6 separate regions of the Homo sapiens genome follow, and regions 2, 3, 4, 5 and 6 are each linked to region 1. A link is a contact called in ENCODE Hi-C or POLR2A ChIA-PET data. All regions are on one chromosome and are shown on one strand. The core of a region is the stretch at or near the end of the contact, and the rest is flanking DNA. Distances in the headings are between cores, read along the strand shown. Region 1 holds the start of ADIPOR2 (adiponectin receptor 2). Region 2 overlaps NINJ2 (ninjurin 2). Region 3 holds the start of RHNO1 (RAD9-HUS1-RAD1 interacting nuclear orphan 1). Region 4 holds the start of ITFG2 (integrin alpha FG-GAP repeat containing 2). Region 5 holds the start of NINJ2-AS1 (NINJ2 antisense RNA 1). Region 6 holds the start of CCDC77 (coiled-coil domain containing 77).

The links. Hi-C counts contacts between places; a loop is a spot of excess contacts on that map. ChIA-PET counts read pairs that join two places held with the same protein, here RNA polymerase II (POLR2A). Pooled maps may share reads with other maps.
Region 2: a pooled map shows a loop between it and region 1 (2.2-fold over the local background). The contact joins the enhancer-like site here to the promoter of ADIPOR2 in region 1. A Hi-C loop is called at or near these places in 2 of 50 pooled maps. POLR2A ChIA-PET finds 5 or more read pairs at or near these places in 4 of 52 experiments (A549, CD8-positive, alpha-beta memory T cell, Panc1 and 1 more).
Region 3: a map of CD4-positive, alpha-beta memory T cell shows a loop between it and region 1 (32-fold over the local background). The contact joins the promoter of RHNO1 here to the promoter of ADIPOR2 in region 1. A Hi-C loop is called at or near these places in 1 of 168 maps with a recorded cell type or tissue (CD4-positive, alpha-beta memory T cell) and 7 of 50 pooled maps. POLR2A ChIA-PET finds 5 or more read pairs at or near these places in 2 of 52 experiments (IMR-90 and WTC11).
Region 4: a map of CD8-positive, alpha-beta T cell shows a loop between it and region 1 (24-fold over the local background). The contact joins the promoter of ITFG2 here to the promoter of ADIPOR2 in region 1. A Hi-C loop is called at or near these places in 2 of 168 maps with a recorded cell type or tissue (CD4-positive, alpha-beta memory T cell and CD8-positive, alpha-beta T cell) and 9 of 50 pooled maps.
Region 5: a pooled map shows a loop between it and region 1 (6-fold over the local background). The contact joins the promoter of NINJ2-AS1 here to the promoter of ADIPOR2 in region 1. A Hi-C loop is called at or near these places in 1 of 37 single-sample maps with no recorded cell type and 6 of 50 pooled maps. POLR2A ChIA-PET finds 5 or more read pairs at or near these places in 1 of 52 experiments (activated naive CD8-positive, alpha-beta T cell).
Region 6: a map of B cell shows a loop between it and region 1 (10-fold over the local background). The contact joins the promoter of CCDC77 here to the promoter of ADIPOR2 in region 1. A Hi-C loop is called at or near these places in 2 of 168 maps with a recorded cell type or tissue (B cell and naive thymus-derived CD4-positive, alpha-beta T cell) and 9 of 50 pooled maps.

What each region holds. Positions count from the first base shown.
Region 1 is chr12:1,689,633-1,692,332 of GRCh38, forward strand. It overlaps ADIPOR2 (adiponectin receptor 2), which reads left to right and starts at 1,438. Exons shown (of 8, transcript NM_024551.3): 1 at 1,438-1,559. RefSeq lists enhancers at 941-1,100, 1,121-1,170, 1,254-1,832 and silencers at 1,331-1,630, 1,651-1,740.
Region 2 is chr12:574,854-577,553 of GRCh38, forward strand. The region is part of intron 1 of NINJ2 (ninjurin 2); the gene reads right to left. Among named protein-coding and RNA genes, the nearest start is that of NINJ2-AS1, 55 kb to the right of the region's middle. RefSeq lists an enhancer at 1,242-1,743 and a silencer at 1,272-1,541. Within about 2 kb of position 1,323, at least 25 of the 41 ENCODE cell types and tissues checked have a DNase peak (open chromatin) inside an H3K27ac peak, as active enhancers do.
Region 3 is chr12:2,875,925-2,878,624 of GRCh38, forward strand. It overlaps RHNO1 (RAD9-HUS1-RAD1 interacting nuclear orphan 1), which reads left to right and starts at 1,299. Exons shown (of 3, transcript NM_001252499.3): 1 at 1,299-1,358. FOXM1 (forkhead box M1) reads right to left here and starts at 1,250. Exons shown (of 9, transcript NM_021953.4): 1 at 996-1,250. RefSeq lists silencers at 1,006-1,075, 1,116-1,555.
Region 4 is chr12:2,811,218-2,813,917 of GRCh38, forward strand. It overlaps ITFG2 (integrin alpha FG-GAP repeat containing 2), which reads left to right and starts at 1,451. Exons shown (of 12, transcript NM_018463.4): 1 at 1,451-1,639. The coding sequence starts at 1,544. ITFG2-AS1 (ITFG2 antisense RNA 1) reads right to left here and starts at 1,707. Exons shown (of 4, transcript NR_146317.1): 1 at 1,345-1,707. RefSeq lists enhancers at 998-1,747, 1,478-1,727 and a silencer at 1,278-1,367.
Region 5 is chr12:629,452-632,151 of GRCh38, forward strand. It overlaps NINJ2-AS1 (NINJ2 antisense RNA 1), which reads left to right and starts at 1,440. Exons shown (of 5, transcript NR_122124.1): 1 at 1,440-1,534. All of the region lies in intron 1 of NINJ2 (ninjurin 2), which reads right to left. RefSeq lists silencers at 1,226-1,305, 1,366-1,465.
Region 6 is chr12:400,229-402,928 of GRCh38, forward strand. It overlaps CCDC77 (coiled-coil domain containing 77), which reads left to right and starts at 1,416. Exons shown (of 13, transcript NM_032358.4): 1 at 1,416-1,456. LOC105369594 (a long non-coding RNA gene) reads right to left here and starts at 1,182. Exons shown (of 4, transcript XR_007063149.1): 1 at 1,090-1,182; 2 at 665-822. RefSeq lists enhancers at 940-1,259, 1,674-2,226.

The DNA.
Region 1 (2,700 bases), core at 188-2,687:
GTATAACGGGTCAAATTCACAATCCAGAAATGCCTGTATTGTTTCTGATGTGCTGAGGAGGTGTACAATTGTCTTCCTTGATTTCAACCTCAAAAGCTTTACATCTTTACCTGGGAACATAGAAGTCATTATTATTATGTCTTTCACAAATTATGTAAACTTAAAAAAATTATATTTTCAATGTAAACCACTCCTTGGAGGAAATTAGTTCCTTTAACATTTATTTCCTAATTTTAATTTCTACTAGTTTTATCTCTTTCAAGCTTAAATGAGTGGGCCTTAGTTCTGTATTATTGCCATCTTAATCATGTTCTTTGTGATTTTAGTAGCTTTACTTTTTAAAACTTACATTTCCATAATGAAGACTTCTGTATTTTTGTTTTTTTCGTCATATATCCGACTCCAGCTCCCTCAAGACCTGTCAGCTTTTCCCTGCACCCTTTGTTATCTCTTGCTGTGGTCCAAAGGTAAGGACAGTAAGCCGTGGGCACAGACTTTCCCTAAATCGTATGGATTTCCTTTAGTCAATAACAAGAATTTTGATAGTTAAGGCATTTACGCCTTAAGAATGTGATAAATTCCCCCTCCTACTGAATGTAAAGAACTATTTTTCTACGCAGACTAACTCTTATATTCACTTTTCTTATAGAATAAGTACGTAACCAAATCTGTTCTTGGCTTCTAAGAAGTTAGAACTCAACGTAAAGATGACTTGTGGAAAATTACTTACTCATTCTGGGTAAATGGACGCAGGTATTTAGTGCTTAAGTAGGTTCTGATATACCATTACATTAACATCATTTTAAAAATCGCTCTGAATTATATGTATTTTAAGAGTGACTGGGTTTTAAAAAAAATAGAAGTGGTAGAGCATAAATCATAATCTTTAATAAGGTAATAAAAGGCAAACACTATTGCTCTGGGCAAAACTGGGCTAATGCTTTTGGATTTCTTTCCGCAGTCTTCACAGACGACGCTCAGCATCCTATCAGCCCTTGGCAGAGACACACGATCCAGCCTAAATCCTCAAATTCTGGCTCTTGCCCAAAGTGTGTAGCCAGTATCCATAGAGACTGCGAAAAGCATCCGCGAGCCGGGGCGGCCCCCTCCTCCTCAGCTCCAAATTGCTTCCTTTTTCGGTGGGAGAAAAAACTCCGAGGAGTTGTGTGAGCGCCTAAGGAGCGCACGCTCCTCCGGCCCTCAACACCCAGTATAGTTTTCGCTAAGTTCCTGGCCGAACCACAGCTCCCACGATGCACCCAGGTTTTAGAGCGGTCAGAGGGGCGGCTTCCGGTTTAGGACAGCGCGGCTGCGCACGGCGTGTGGTCTTATTGGCTCGAACCGCCTCGTGCGATGCGCGTCACGGCGACGTGCGGTCGTGGGGGCGGGGAGACGCGGCGGCGGCGGTCGCTGTCGCGGCGGCGAGAGCGCGATTCCAGAAGCGGCATCGCGGCGGCGGCAGCGGCGGCGGCTACACCGGGCTTGGCCCCCTCCCTCCTCCGTTCCCCCCTCCTCCCCCCTCCCCTCAGCGGTGGCTCCCAAGAAGTCCGAGACACGCGGTGAGGCGGCGACGGGCTCCGGGTGAGGGTCTCTGGAGTGTGGGCGCCGTTTCCTGGGCGCAGAGGGAGAGCTTGGGGTCGGGGGGAGGTGAGAGCTGAGGGGCGAATGTCCCTGGCGCGGGCGGGAGAGCGCGCTCTCGGCCCGGCCCGCAACTTGATTCCTAACTCTGACCTGCCGCCCGGCGCGCCTTGGCCTGAGGGTCGGCCGTGTGGGGACCTGGAGCCGCCCTCCTTGCGACCGCTGTCGGAGGAGTCCGGCGCCCGCTGTTCCCCTCGCCTCGCCTTTCGCGGCGGAGGGTCGGAGCCTGCTGCCCTCTGCTCACCTTCGGGTGCAGTTGCTCCAGCTCCCTGCCCGCGGAGAGGATCTGCCCGCCCCTCTTCGTCTCTTGTCTGTTTTTATCACTTCTAGGAATTTGTTTGGTGGAGGCTTGGGATGGGCTCTCTCAGCGCTACTTTCACAGTGACTGGGGTGGGGAAGAGTTCCCTCACCTTTTTCAGGTGGCGCGTCAGGCAGCCTGCTTGGTACCTGGAGTCCTGTTTTCCCAAGCCCCCGTCCGTCAGTGTTCGCTTCTTCTAAAATTACCGATGACAGGGTTATAAATCAGTTTTTAGGGGGCTCGGAGAGAGTTTGGGTTGGAAACTGTTAGCTCTTTTTTCCTCCTGGCTTTTGATCTTGATTTAAGCGTTTGCCTCTGAAATTTTGACAACTTCATAAGATGGTCCAAAAGTGAATTTTGGTAGAAAGATTTAAATGCACAGTTGGGATTTTATGGGGGTACGGTGACTTCATTGCAGGTTGTTGACTTTTTTTTTAAAATAAGATGTTCTTTTAATTTTTTGACTCTGGGTTTCTGAGCCTTGGTTATTGTCCCCCATTTCTGTTCCAAAAGCAGACTTTTTTTTTTTTTATCACCCCTTCCCCTCACCCAGAGAATCCCTTTAAACGCCAAGAAAGCTGTCATAACATTTAGCATTATTTGATCACAGAACTTTTCCAAATGAAATGCTAAAAATTCCTTCAGAAAAAAGCATCCATCTACCCATAGCATTATTTTTTGGGGGGAGGCTATACGTCTTGTCAGTTCTGAAAGTTTGAAGTGACCTCTTATCAAAGGCCACCCTTATGTCTCCTTAAACGACT
Region 2 (2,700 bases), core at 73-2,572, 1.1 Mb before region 1:
GTCCTCCTCTGAAGTGGGAATAATATCTGCCCTGTCTAGCACAAAGTGCTGTTAGAAAGATCAATAGGATCATGTGGGTGAATGTGCTTTGAAAGCTGTGAAGTATTAAACAAATATGAGATGAGAGGGAAATCTATCCCACAGAGGATTATACTCCCACGTGTGGGCCTAGAGGCATTTCAAATACTGTGTTGTGACTCAGGGCCCGTCCCAGCCCCAGTTTTGAAGTAGGCACCATTTATGGTCCTAACAACTTCCATGGTGTTTGAAATGCCTCCTGTACCCATTGGGCAGCCTCTCTCCTCGCTCCTGCTGGCTCTCGCCTTCGAGCCGCCTGCAGGAAGGGAAACACTCACACAAGCCCACCTGCATTGGGTCTCCAGGGTCATTGTTACTCAAGCGTAGTCCTCTCTCCTGGGGCCCCCACCCACCTCTCTAGCCTGGTCCCCAGCTCCTCCTCCCACCCCTGAAGAGCGAACCCTGTGCCCTGTGCCAGGCTCTGTGATGCTCAGACGTGCAGGGCCACACCAGATTACTCACTGTTCCCTGAACACACCCCACCCTTCCCAGCTGCTCCTGCTCTGCTCCAGGACTACAGGCCTTTCTTTCTTCACCATGCTCCCCCCAGGGAGAGCCTCCCCTCCTTTCTAGACCCTGTCCCCAAATGCACTCCACCAAGGCCCTGTTTGAAAGAAGGTCGCCTGCTCCCTGGCCTGTGCTGGCCTTGGGCGTTGTTGAGTCCTCCTGAGACGGCTCCTTCTGCTGCCCACTTTAGCACACGGACCCCATCTTCCACAGGCCTGAGTCTCCATGGAGCCTAGCTCAGCACCTTGCCCACATGAGGTACACAATGAATGATGATCGCATTGAATTTTTATGAGACAGCTTTTTCAAAAAAGGCAAAAGTAAGGCTCTTTAAGGGTGGGGCTTCAGGCACAGTGGCTTCTGGGTGGGGGAGAGGAGTTTGGGGAGTGAATCTTTGCTCTTAAACACCCCCACTGCAGGGAGAGCCCTTTTTCCCCTAGATCCTGCCTTTTCTCAGCAGTCCTGAGGGAGCCTCAGGGAATGAATGACTGGGGCTGGAAGCTGCAGCTGGTCTTCAGGCCAAAAGCTGTAAAAGCCCAGACCCCTGAGGCCTTCTGTCTGGGGCAGGCCGCATGCAGGCTCCTGACTGCAGCCAAGAGCAGTGATCTCGCCCTTAAAAATCAACAGTCTCTAATCCACGTCGGGGTGGGGTTTCTTTTGCGTGTTATTCCAGCAATAATACGTAACTGGTCCAGAAACCGCCTCTGAGCCCTGGGCACAGTCTCACTGAGAGTTCCAGCCCTTGCCCCGAGCTGCAAACTGGGGCCTAAAGCTGCAGCACCGAGAGGCCACGTGGGGCGAGGCCTCCCCGGAAGGCCTGCGGCGCCGCCGTTGTCCACCAGGGGGCGCCAGGAAACGGCGCGGCGAGGCCCCAGCTCAACCCGCCCGCGCGGGCACACCCGGGCTTTGACCCCTTTGTGATCGAGGACACGGACGGGTTTCTCTCCAACAAAAGGGGGCCATAAATTACAAACGGAAGCAGAGTGTGTAGGGAAGAACAGGAAAGCACGTGCGTTGAAACCGGAACTCGGGCCTGCTTGCTTGCTTATTTATTTTAGTTATTACTGTTTTCTTGGGGCAGGCCCTTGCTCTGTCGCCCAGGCTGCGGGGTGGTGGCCCCGTCATAGCTCACTGCAGCCTCAACCTCGGGGCTCAAGCGACCCTCCTGCTTCAGTCTCCCAAAGTGCCGGGGCTGCAGGCGCGAGCCGCCACCCCGGCCTCCGTGCTCTTTCTCAGGGAGCATTTTCCACCTCCCCTGCAAGAGGCCGTTTTGCCAGTGGCTTTCAGAAAAGACTGTTGTCATCTCGGGGTTCAGAGTTAATCGTGGATTTACCTACCACACAGAAATTTCCAAAGAATCGATCTGCTCCCTCTCAATATCCACCCTAAACAAGAGCACTTTCCCAATCAGCGCCTTGTCCTGGGGCTTCCAGACCCATCTGGCCTTTTGCTCTTTGCTCTATGCCCACTTGAGCTGTGAGGTTCTCAGAGACATTCCCCAAAGCCCTCCCAGCCGATCTCTGCTGACTTCAATCCTACTCATCCCTCAGGGGCTAACAAAATTGTTAAAATTTAAACAGTAATAATTAAATAATGATATTGCTGTATGTCAGGCATGACTCCACAAAGCAGGTATTAATACAGATGGTCCCCAGCTTTCGCACCATCGTAAGTGATACACTTTACAAACTGTCCTTCGAGTAGCCATACAACCACTCTCTTTTTCACTTTCAGTACATTATTCAATAAATTACACAAGATATTCAATAGTCTCTTATAAAGTAGGCTTTGTGTTAGATGATGTTGCCCAGCAGTAGGCTGGTGTAAGTGGGCTGAGCACGCTGAAGTTAAGCTAGGCTAAACTATGAAGTTCAGTAGGCTAAGTGTATTAAATGCATTTTGACTTACAATATTTTCAACTTACTATGGGTTTATCAGAATGTAGCTCTATCATAAGTTGAGAAGCAACACTAGTCTCATATATATATATACATATATATATATAAATATTTTGGCACGATCTTGGCTCACTGCAACCTCCACCTCCTGGATTCAAGCAATTCTCCTGCCTCAGCCTCCCAAGTAACTGGGATGTAGTCCCATTCTACAAGTGAA
Region 3 (2,700 bases), core at 49-2,548, 1.2 Mb after region 1:
TAATTTTTTTTTTTTTTTTTTAGTAGAAACAGGGTTTCACCATGTTTGCCAGGCTGGTCTTGAACTCCTCAGGTGATCCACCCGCCTCGGCCTCCCAAAGTGCTGGGATTACAGGCGTGAGCCACTGCGCCCGGCCTTTTGTTGATTTTAATAGATACATGGAATATTCTACCATTAAGCAAAATTGTGTAATTCTATTTCACGGAACTTTGGAAGACAGAGGAATTGGCTGTCTCTTTTTTAGGACACTTATTCTCTCCCTGAAAAGCAACTGCACTTTTTTGACATTTGTCATCTGCATAGAGTTCACAGGCCCTCCACACCTCTACCTTCAAATCTCAGTTTTACTTTCACCTCCGATCTTTCCAGGCTTCCCTCTCTCCCCGCATCAATCAGTAGATATTATTCCTCTTTTTCCACAGGATATCTAAGTCTTAATTTTCTCTTCTACTTCCTGACCAGCCCGTTATTATTATTGCCAACACTTTCTTGCCCGGGAAACTTCCAGAGTGGCTCCTCCGACCCATCCCCATCCTGAGCGGGGAAATCTTGCTACATTCTCAAGAACCAGGAAAAGGGCCCTGCAAAAGGGTAAGTAAGATGGAGGCGGTGTTGCCTAGTGGTGAGACAGCCTGGGAGCAGGGGAGTGTGTATGCAGGTTGGTCTTTGACTCAATGTAGTACAATCTCAGTCTTCATCTCAGCCACAGTCGGCCTAAGAAGGTAGGCCACCCCAGCCCTCCCGAGGCCGCGGGCAGGGTGCGGAGGTCAGACTTCCAGGGAAGGCCAAGGGGCGCTTTAAGCAGTGAGAAGGCCACGGCCAGGAGGTGGACGCAGAAAAAACTTGCACCCTGGCTCAGATTCTTCCCGTGTGACCCAAATCTCCACTCGTGGCCCGTGCCCTGCTGCTAGACGCCCTGACCTCCGCGCCCGGAGGCCTTGCTCCCCGCCTGTGCCCAGGCCAGGCCTGGGACTCCATTGCTGCATCCCGCTCACCTCCAGACTGCAGTCGCCGCCGCCGTTAGGCCGTAGCTCCGAAGGCGGGCTCCGGGCTCCTCCAACCTGGGGGCCGAGCCAGGGCCCCGGACGGGGGCTCGCGCCGGACCGGCCGGGTCCCCGGCGGTGCGGGCGGGGTGGGAACCCCGGGGGATCCCGGGAGGGGAGGGGGTCCCGGGCCGGGGCCGGGGGTGGGGTCTGGCACCGGAGCTTTCAGTTTGTTCCGCTGTTTGAAATTGGCGCCGGCGGAGCGTTAAGGTCACGTGACGGAACGTCGCCAATCGGCGCCGGCCTTGTCTCGGCATTCCGGGCTCGAAGGCTGTGCGGTCTGCCAGGAGCTGCGGCCCCGTCCGGCCCGGGCTGGTAAGGCGGACCGCAGGCCGGCTTGTGGGGGAAGAAGTGGCCGTGGGGCCGGGGAGGGGCCGGAGGGGTCCCCGCCGCGTGGGTGGGCGAGCCGAGGGAGAGTTTGGGGACGCGCGGAAGCGGCGTGACAGGCCCGGGTCCCTGGGCCCGCTTTTCCTGCCGCGCTGGTCACGCCAGGCGACACGCCCCCGCTTCCCCTCAGGCTCCTCTGCTCCCCTTTTCAAAGCTCGGCTTTAGTTGATTTCCTCACTGGGGGAAATCGTACCCCATTTTCCCACAGTGAACGATCGTCTGCTCCCCCCGATTAGACTAAGTTCCTTTGAGGGCTGCGTATTATCTCCGCTTTCTTCCATCTTGAAAAAAAATGTCGGCACCATGAACCCTACCTCAGCGCGAAACCTGTCTTTTGCCCCTCCCGAAGCCAAGCCTTCGGATATAATAGACCGTAGTGCTTTATTTATTGACTTAGTCAACCAGTCTAGTTGAGCAACTGCTGTGCGCCAGGCACCGCTAGGCCCTGAAGATACAATGGCAGACAAGGTTCTTTCCTTCCCCTGGGCTCACAGCCCAATCCTGGAAGAGGGGCACAGACATTTTAATCAAATAAACAAATGTGGGCTGGGCATAGTGGCTCACGCCTGTAATCCCAGCACTTTAGGAGGCCGAGGCGGGTGGATCACTTGAGGTCACGAGTTCGAGACCAGCCTGGCAACATAGCGAAACCGCTTCTCTACTAAAAATTAGCCGGGCGTGGTGGTGCGTGCCTGTAGTCCCAGCTACTCTGGAGGCTGAGGTGGAAGGATCACCTGAGGCCGAGAGGTGGAGGCTATGGTAAGCCATGATCACACCACTGCACTCCAGCCTGGGCGACAGAGGGAGACACCGTCTCCAAAACAAACAAATGTTGAATTATTGCTGTAAATTGAAACATTAGAGGTTAATGATACTTTGAGTATTTACAATAACGAGATCTTGAGAGGTAGGACAGGAAAGGCTTTTGTAATGAGAGCTTGGTGTGAGATCTGATGCCTTTTACAAAGAAAGGAGGGAACTCCTCTAAGCAGAGGGAATCAGGCGTGCAAAGGCTGGATGGCAGGAGGAAGCACAGTGAGTACAAAGGCTGAGAAATATCTGAGGGGTTTGAGCTAATCGACCTGAATGGAGTGTGGTGTGAGTTGAAGCTGGAGCCGGAGGAAGCAGAGCCTTAGCCATACCGAGAAGTTTTGTGCTTATCCAAGAATTAAAGGAAACCAGTCATAAGCTTTAAGCAGAAGTGAATCCAGGTCAGATTTGCATTTTAAAAGGTCCCTCTATAGCGGGGATTGCTAGAGTGGATTAGGGC
Region 4 (2,700 bases), core at 201-2,700, 1.1 Mb after region 1:
GAGAATGGCTTGAGCCCGGGAGGCGGAGCTTGCAGCGAGCCGAGATCGCACCACTGCACTCCAGCCTGGGTGACAGAGCGAGACTCCGTCTCAAAAAAAAAAAAAATTAAATTAAATTAAATTAAAAATTAGCTGGGCGTGGTGGCGCTCGCCTGTAGTCTCAGCTACTCGGGAGGCTGAGGCAGGAGAACTGCTTGAACCTGGGAGGCAGAGGTTGCAGTGAGCCGAGATTGCGCCACTGCACTACAGCCTGGGCAACAGAGCGAGACTCTGTCTCAAAAAAAAATAAAAATAAAAATAAAAAAAAAAAAGATAAAAAGGAACAGCCCCTGGTCCAAAATCCCAGATAAGGTAGAATCATTTTTTTTTTTTTTTTGAAACACCAAGTGCGAGTCAGCCTGGGTTTTTAGACCTAAATCTAAAAATGTATTGAACACCTGTATGATTTCATAAATATTGCCCTGATTGACGAGGCACCCCAAAGAAAGGCAGAACTGGATTCAACATGGAAAGAAAGTATCCCAAGAAGCCAGCCATGAGAGTGACAGTCCCATCTGTGCTACAAGAGTAAGGCTACTGAGGTTGAGATGCAAGAGCTTTGTGCTGGGGGGCCACAAGACAGAGCAGATCCGGAATCCAGGCAACCTTCACTTCCAGCCTGAAGACTCTCCTACGAACTATGATAGTAAATGATGGAGAGGCCCTAGGGTTTGGGATCAAACAATTCTGGTTTGAGCACGCACCCCGCCCCACAATCCTTCCTTCTGCCATTTTACTTAATCTTGCTGAACCTGTTTTCCTCAGCCAAAAAAAAAAAAAGCTCGCATAGTGGCTGAACTAATTATGTGAAATATGTGAAATGTGCTTTGCAGCAGGTGGCTTTTAAACTATTGACCAGAAAACACATACACTGAAAAAAAAAATTTTTTTTACATTATAAGCCAGTATACACATATAAGTATATACAATTGAAACAAGAGTTTCACAAAAACTGTACTTACCTTACTACCTGGGAGTCACTTGGTATATTACTATTGTATTTAATTTTTTATATGCTGATTGCAACTCACTACATTGTTTTCACTCCTAATGGGTAGTTTTTTAAAAACACTTTTCAAAACCATGCAATTATCAGTTATTACGAAGATTAGTAAGATTCTCAGGAATGGTCTGATGGCTAGGAATCTTCATTGCCAGGGAAACAAAGGAAAAAGGTCAAGGTTATTAGGTCAAGCCCTTGGGAGCCCTGTTGCCAAGGGAACAGATCGACCCCCGTCAGGGTTGGTTTACCCACGGTCTGCAGCCCTGTGGAGAAAAGGAGTGGCCCGTGGGCCTGTCACTCACATCAGAGTTGGGAAGCCCGCCTCCAAGCCCGGAAGACCCGCCTCCTCTGTAAGGTTAAAGGAGGAAGAGGCAGAGATTGGAGGTTCAGGCAGTGACGTAACTTGCTGCCTTAGGTGGCCTTCCGCTCTGGCGGCTGTCGCGACGGGGGTTCAGGGAATATTTACTGGGCCTCTCCGCTCCCTCTGCTCTTGGAGGTGCCATGAGGTCAGTTAGCTACGTGCAGCGCGTGGCGCTGGAGTTCAGCGGGAGCCTCTTCCCGCACGCAATCTGCCTCGGAGACGTTGATAACGATACGGTAGGTGCATGCGCACCGCAAGAGACAGCCTGGATCTGTGCAGGGACGGGGCAAGGGAAGTGGAAGAGGCCGCCCGAGCGTGCCACGTGAGCGTGAGCATGCGCGCTGTGGCTAGTTTGGAGCGCTAGAGAGAAAAACTTTATTGATAGCTTCAGTGTTCGTGGTTGGTTTTGTTCCTTGGGAGGTTTTGTTTGTTTTTTGAGACAGGCTCCGTCTGTCACCCAGGCTGGAGTGCAGTGGCTTGATTTCGGCTCACCGCAACCTCTGCCTCCCGGGCTCGAGCGATTCTCCTACCTCAGCCTCCCAAGGGGCTGGGATTACAGGCGCCCGCCACCACGCCCGACTAATTTTTGTGTTTTTAGTAGAGGTGGGGTTTCACCATGTTGGCCCAAAGTGCTGGGACTACAGGCCTGAGCCATCGTGCCCAGCCCTTCTCGTTTTTTAAATAAATTACCACAGGTCAAGCAGGTAAAACAATGCCTGGCACACAGTTTAGTGCTCACTTAAGTGTTAGTGGTGGTGGTGGTGGTGTTAGTATTTTATTCTGTTTTTCTGCAAATCTTTACTGAACTGCTCATTATGCACCAAGGACTCTGCTACATTCTAGGAATTCAAAAATGAACGAGAGAGTTCCAGTCCTCAGATAGCTCATAATCAAGCTGTGTAATAGTCACCGGATAATAAAATGTAATGAGATGCATTGACTAAAGTATGGAGAGGATTCTCCGGTGGAGCATTAAAGGGAATAGTGTCTGATGCTCTTTTTTTTGCAGACTTTATCTTTTCATTTATCATCTATTTCATAGTTCTAATGCAAAGCACTGTATTGCCCCCTTCTACCCTCTGCCCTATCTTCCTACTCGGCCTCCCTGCTTCACAGTTCCTTAACTGTCCTGTACTTATTTCCCACCGCCCCCTAGTGCTGTGATGCAGAAGGTATCTTATGAGGCCTTTTTTGGCTCTACCCTCTCTGGGGAGGAAAGAGTTATTCTCATAAATTTGTGTTATGTTTTCTGGGCTTTCGTGTTTCTTCATGAACTGCCAAGCAGTCCAATTTTATG
Region 5 (2,700 bases), core at 190-2,689, 1.1 Mb before region 1:
TCCAGGTCTCTCCACGCAATTAACCTACTCAAAACTTCATGACAGTCCAGCAAGCTTGTCCAACCCACAGCCTGTGGGCCCCGTGCAGCCCAGGACGGCTTTGAACGCGGCCCAAAACAAATTCGTAAATTGTCTTAAAACATTATGAGTTCTTGGTTGGGCATGGTGGCTCACGCCTGTAATCCCAGCACTTTGGGAGGCCGAGGCAGGTGGATCACCTGAGGTCAGGAGTTTGAGACCAGCCTGACCAACATGGAGAAACCTCGTCTCTACTAAAAATGCAAAATTAACCAGGCCTGGTGGCGCATGCCTGTAATCCCAGCTACTCAGGAGACTGAGGCAGGAGAATCACTTGAACCTGGGAGGCAGAGGTTGTGGTGAGCCGAGATCGTGCCGTTGCACTCCAGCCTCGGCGACAAGAGCAAAACTCAAAAAAAAAAAAAAAATATATATATATATATATATATATATGAAGTTTCTTTGCGATTTTTTAAAAGTGTATCAGCCATTGTTAGTGTTGCTGTATTTTATGTGTGGGGCAAGACAATTCTTCCAATGTGGCCCAGGGAAACAAAACAATTGGACACCCTGGATGATGAAAAAGAGCACTCTTCAGCCCCTGCTGTCACCAAAGCCCCACCTCAGTTCTTGCCCTTAGGTAACGCCAAGATAGCAAAATGGAATTTTACCAAACCGCTCTTAGGTTCCTTCCCCAGGAGACCAGAAATGCCCTGGGGACTGCCTGCCTTTGAGGCAAATTTTTTTTCCTTTTTAAAGAAAGTGGTAAACATCTGAAAATAGAGTTTTTGAAAGAAAGTGACTCTTCAGTTGTAATTATAGCAGAGAGGGTCATTGCTTTCTATCAGCAAGAAAGCTGCTTCTATTTTTTTTTATTCTCTTTTTCTTGGTTTTTTGTTTTGTTTTGTTTTGTTTTGTTTTTTGAGACGGAGTCTCGCTGAGTTGCCCAGGCTGGAGTGCAGTGGTGTGATCTCGGCTCACTGCAAGCTCCATCTCCCGGGTTCAAGCGATTCTCCTGCCTCAGCCTCCCGAGTAGCTGGGACTGCAGGCTCCGGCCACCACGCCTGGCTAATTTTTTTTGTATTTTTAGCACAGACGGAGTTTCACCATGTTGACAGGCTGGTCTCGAACTCCTGGCCTCAGGTGATCTGCCCGCCTCGGCCCCCCAAAATGCTGGGATCACAGGCGTGAGCCACCGCTCCCCGCCGCTGCTTCTAAATACAGCCTGTATAATGCAAATCCCCAAAGAGGGCCAGCCTCTGGCCCCATTCAGCTTCCTCCCTCAGAGGCTGGGTGCGTGCGCCCTGGGCGGGGCGGCGGGCTCCCTCCGGAGAGGCCCCAGCCCGGCCTCGTGCCCCTCCCCAGCAGGCTTCCGGCCCTGCGCACAGACCCAAATGGCGCGGGAGGAGGAAGAAGGGGTCAGCTTCAAGCCTGACGTTCTAGGGGGGAGCCGCTTCTTAAGTACGTGCTAGGATCAAGGGTGCATTTGCAAACTTTTCAAAATGCCTTAGAGGAGGTAGGAGTCAAGCCCTTGGGATCTGGAGGGGAAGGAGGAGAGTCAGTTAAACCGCAGAAAGGTTGGTGGGGAGTGGGCTCAGTAATGGCCCCTGTCACAGCCTCGGGCCGGGACTCGCCAGCTCATTTTCTATTTCTAACTCAATGCCAGGCACTGAGCACTGTGCTCAACCTAGTAATTTGGAGACGGAGGTGGATATGCATATAACAGAACAGGATGCTCTCCGGACAAACGTTCTGAAGGAAAAGCAAACGGAAGATCCTCCCGCCTCTGCTGGGCAGTCTCTAATGACCCCTGGGGTATGTTCCAGACATGCGTGGGCATCTGCGAATTTACTCACCTGAGAGCTGCCTCTACCTTTTTTTGTTAAATTTTTATTTATTTATTTATTTATTTTGAGACGGAGTCTCCCTCTGTCACCAGGCGGGAGTGCAGTGGCGTGATCTCTGCTCAATGCAACCTCCGCCTCCCGGGCTCAAGCGATTCTGCTGCCTCAGCCTCCCGAGTAGCTGGGAGTACAGGCGCGCGCCACCACGCCCAGCTAATTTTTATATTTTTAGTACAGACGGGGTTTCACCATGTTGGCCAGGATGGTTTCTATCTCTTGACCTCGTGATCCGCCTGCCTCGGCCTCCAAAGTGCTGGGATTACAGGCGTGAGCCACCGCGCCTGGCCTGCCTCTACCTCTGATCCCTGGGATCAGAAATGAGAAATGCAAAGATTGTCCCTGTGTTATGTGTGTACTGTTTGTAATTGTAATTCACAATCCCCTTTCTTGCTCCTCACCCCATATTCAATTAAGAGAGAAAGGTGAAAAACACAAAGCACAAAATGTTTCCAGGAAACTATCTGAAACTCCTGGAAGGCTAGATTTAGGTATAAACAGAGTAGAACTCCAGATTTCTGCAATGCTCCTTAGGGGCTGAGCTTCCTGCATGCCCTTGACAATTAGAGGAGTTTTTTTTAATACTTCAAAATTATTCCAGAAAGGCATGCAGATGAGAAGATAACCAGGTTATGAGGAAGCCCAAGGTATTTGGTAAGGATGCTCAAGTTTTGGGGAAGGTCAGCTGAAATAGCAATTTGTGGGTGGACTATTAGCAGGGAGTTGACTGGAGAATTAATCAGACGTTGAAGGGACATGGGGGACCCGGGAGGATGAAGTC
Region 6 (2,700 bases), core at 166-2,665, 1.3 Mb before region 1:
TTTGGCTTCAGGGAATGCTGTGGCTGGTTTGATCTTCTATCCAGACCACTCAAACTTTCTCTATATCAGCAATGTCTGTTTCACTTTCTTATCATTTTTGTGTTTACTGGAGTAGCACTTTTAATTTCCTTCAAAAACTTTTCCTTTGCATGCACAACTTGGCTAACTTTGGTGCAAGAAGACTGGCTTTCATCCTGTCTTGGCTTTCAACATGCCTTTTTCACTGAGCTTAATCATTTTCAGCTTTTTATTTAAAGTAAGAGATGTGTGACTCTTCCTTTCACTTGAACCCCCACTGTAGGATTGTTAATTGGTCTAATTTCAATATTGTTGTATCACAGGAATAAGGAGGCAAGAAGAGAGGGAGAAAGGCAGGGAGACTGCTGGTCTGTGGAGCAGTTAAAACATCCACAACATTTATGAATTAAGTTTGCCATCTTATATGGGCATGGTTCATGGTGCCCCTAAACAATTATAATAGTAATATAAAGGATAACAGATCAGCATAACATATACAATAATTATGAAAAAGTTTGAAATATTGTGAAAATTACCAAATGTGGTGCAGAGACACATAGTAAGCCTGTGCTGTAGGAAAAATGGCGCAGATAGATTTGGTTCCATGCAGAGTTGCCACAAACCTTACATTTGTAAAAACAGTTACCTGGGAAGCGCAATAAAGGAAAGTGCGAGCCTGTAGCAGATGCACGTTCCATTTAGACATCCTTAGGACTCACACCAGCGAAGGGCCCCAGCTTTTCCATACCAGTAGCTGTAATTCTGAGACGAAAGTGCTTTTCCCCCACCTTTACACCTTGCTTTCTGGAAAGATAAGACCATAATGGATTTTGAACTTGCTTTTATCATTAAAGCCCAGTGTCTTACATTTCTCCGGAAAAGGAAGCAGTGTTTGCTATGGAACAAATAGTAGAATTTTAATACATAGTCCCCTGACCGTAGAAACTGAACCTCAGGTCCTATCCTGGCTCTAGGCCACCCGGTCATGGAAGAAGAAACTTTTCTTAGAATCTTTATCTCTTGAGACAAGCTTGGAAATTACAACATATATGTACCATGAACGCGAAGTACCTGAGCTCAAAGCAGTTGAGCAATCTTAAGTGGGGGTGCCCGAAAGTGGTGCGTTCTGACCCCAAACGTCACACTACCCGTCCCTGGAGGAGCGGGTTGCAGCCCAGCTGCGTCGCCCCGCGCAGAGCTCCAGGCAGAAGAAAACTACATTTCCCAGAGACCTCTGCGCGGTCGGGAGCACCGCGAGGAGGGGCGAGATGGGGGCGGGCCTCTGTGTGAAGGCCCTTCCCATTGGTGCGCATTCCAAAGGGCCATGTAAACTTCTTCGCGATTGCACGGATTCAGGGACGCTCAGTGGCGCCGCGCCGCTCCTTGGTTTGACTTTTGTTTTTCAGTTGCGTTCCCTGACTCGGAGTCTTAGTGTGTCGTGAGTATAGAGTTTCGGGTTTGGGGTGAAGGGGTTAGGTAAGAAGCCTTGGGAAGAAAATCTGGTTAGGGAGAAGTAACTGCGGAAGCAGTGCGGAGGAGAGGACGTGAGCCTGAATGTGGTGTCCGTGGAGGGGCTGGGGACCGGAGGAGGAAAGCTCCAATGTGCAAAGGGAGAGACCTCAGGAGTGCTGGAGCGTTGGGACCTGGAGCAGTGAGGCGGTCGAGAATGGGATGAAGTGGGAAAAGGAGTACGGGATTCGGGCGCCCTGGAGATGCGTTCCGGTGTACTCTAACCCCACGCTGGTCTAGCTCTCAGTTTCCTCATTTGTGAAATAAGGGATAGTGAAAATACTGAACGGTTGTTGGGATAATAAATTGTACAGATTTGTCACGTGGCTAAAAGAAAAAAATTCAAAGTGCTACACAAATGTTAATTGTTAGTAGACAAGCTATAAGAATATATCTAAGCAAGGGTATTGGAGATAGGTGCAGAGACCCTAGCTGAAACCCGTTAATTTACCTATAAACAAAGGCATTGTTCCTTTGGAAGAGGCAATGAAGAGTAAGACGCGATTTCTGTCTGTAGGGAGCGCACGCTAGCATGGGAGAAACGATAGCAATAAAGCACTCTAATATGTTGACTTGTAGATAATTTCAAAGGCAGTTCTTTTGCACTTAGATCATTTTTGCTAAATCATTTTGGATGGGGAGACTCAGGAAAGAGAAAAAGGAGGTGGTATTTAAGATGAGTTTTCATGTACAGACTAGATTTTGTTAAGTGAAATTATGAGGGTTGTGGAGGGAGTTGTGTTCCAGCTAGAGGGAAGCTCATGAACAAAGGTATGGAGGCAGGAAAGTTATCTGGAAACGGTACATTTAGGAGAGTAGAGAGAAATAAGGCAGGAAAGTTAGGTTTGGCCCTTATGTAGAAAGCCATGAATTCTAGGCTAACAAATTGGATTTAATGCTTTAGGCTATGAGGTGCTACTGATGTATTTTATTAAAGAAAATGGTCCAGGAGACGCAAGGAGTAGGTAGAACCGTTAAGGTGTTGTAATGGTGTGGGTAAGAAGTATTGAGACTCTGAATTAACATGGTCATTGTGGAGATAAAATATACAAGATATTCATATGGTTAGACAGGAGGTTCAGAAGAATGAGTGATCAAATGATGAATTTAAGTTGCCAACTCCCGGTTGCTTGGAAACGCTGAATTAGTAACTAAAATAGGAAAGTCAGAAGG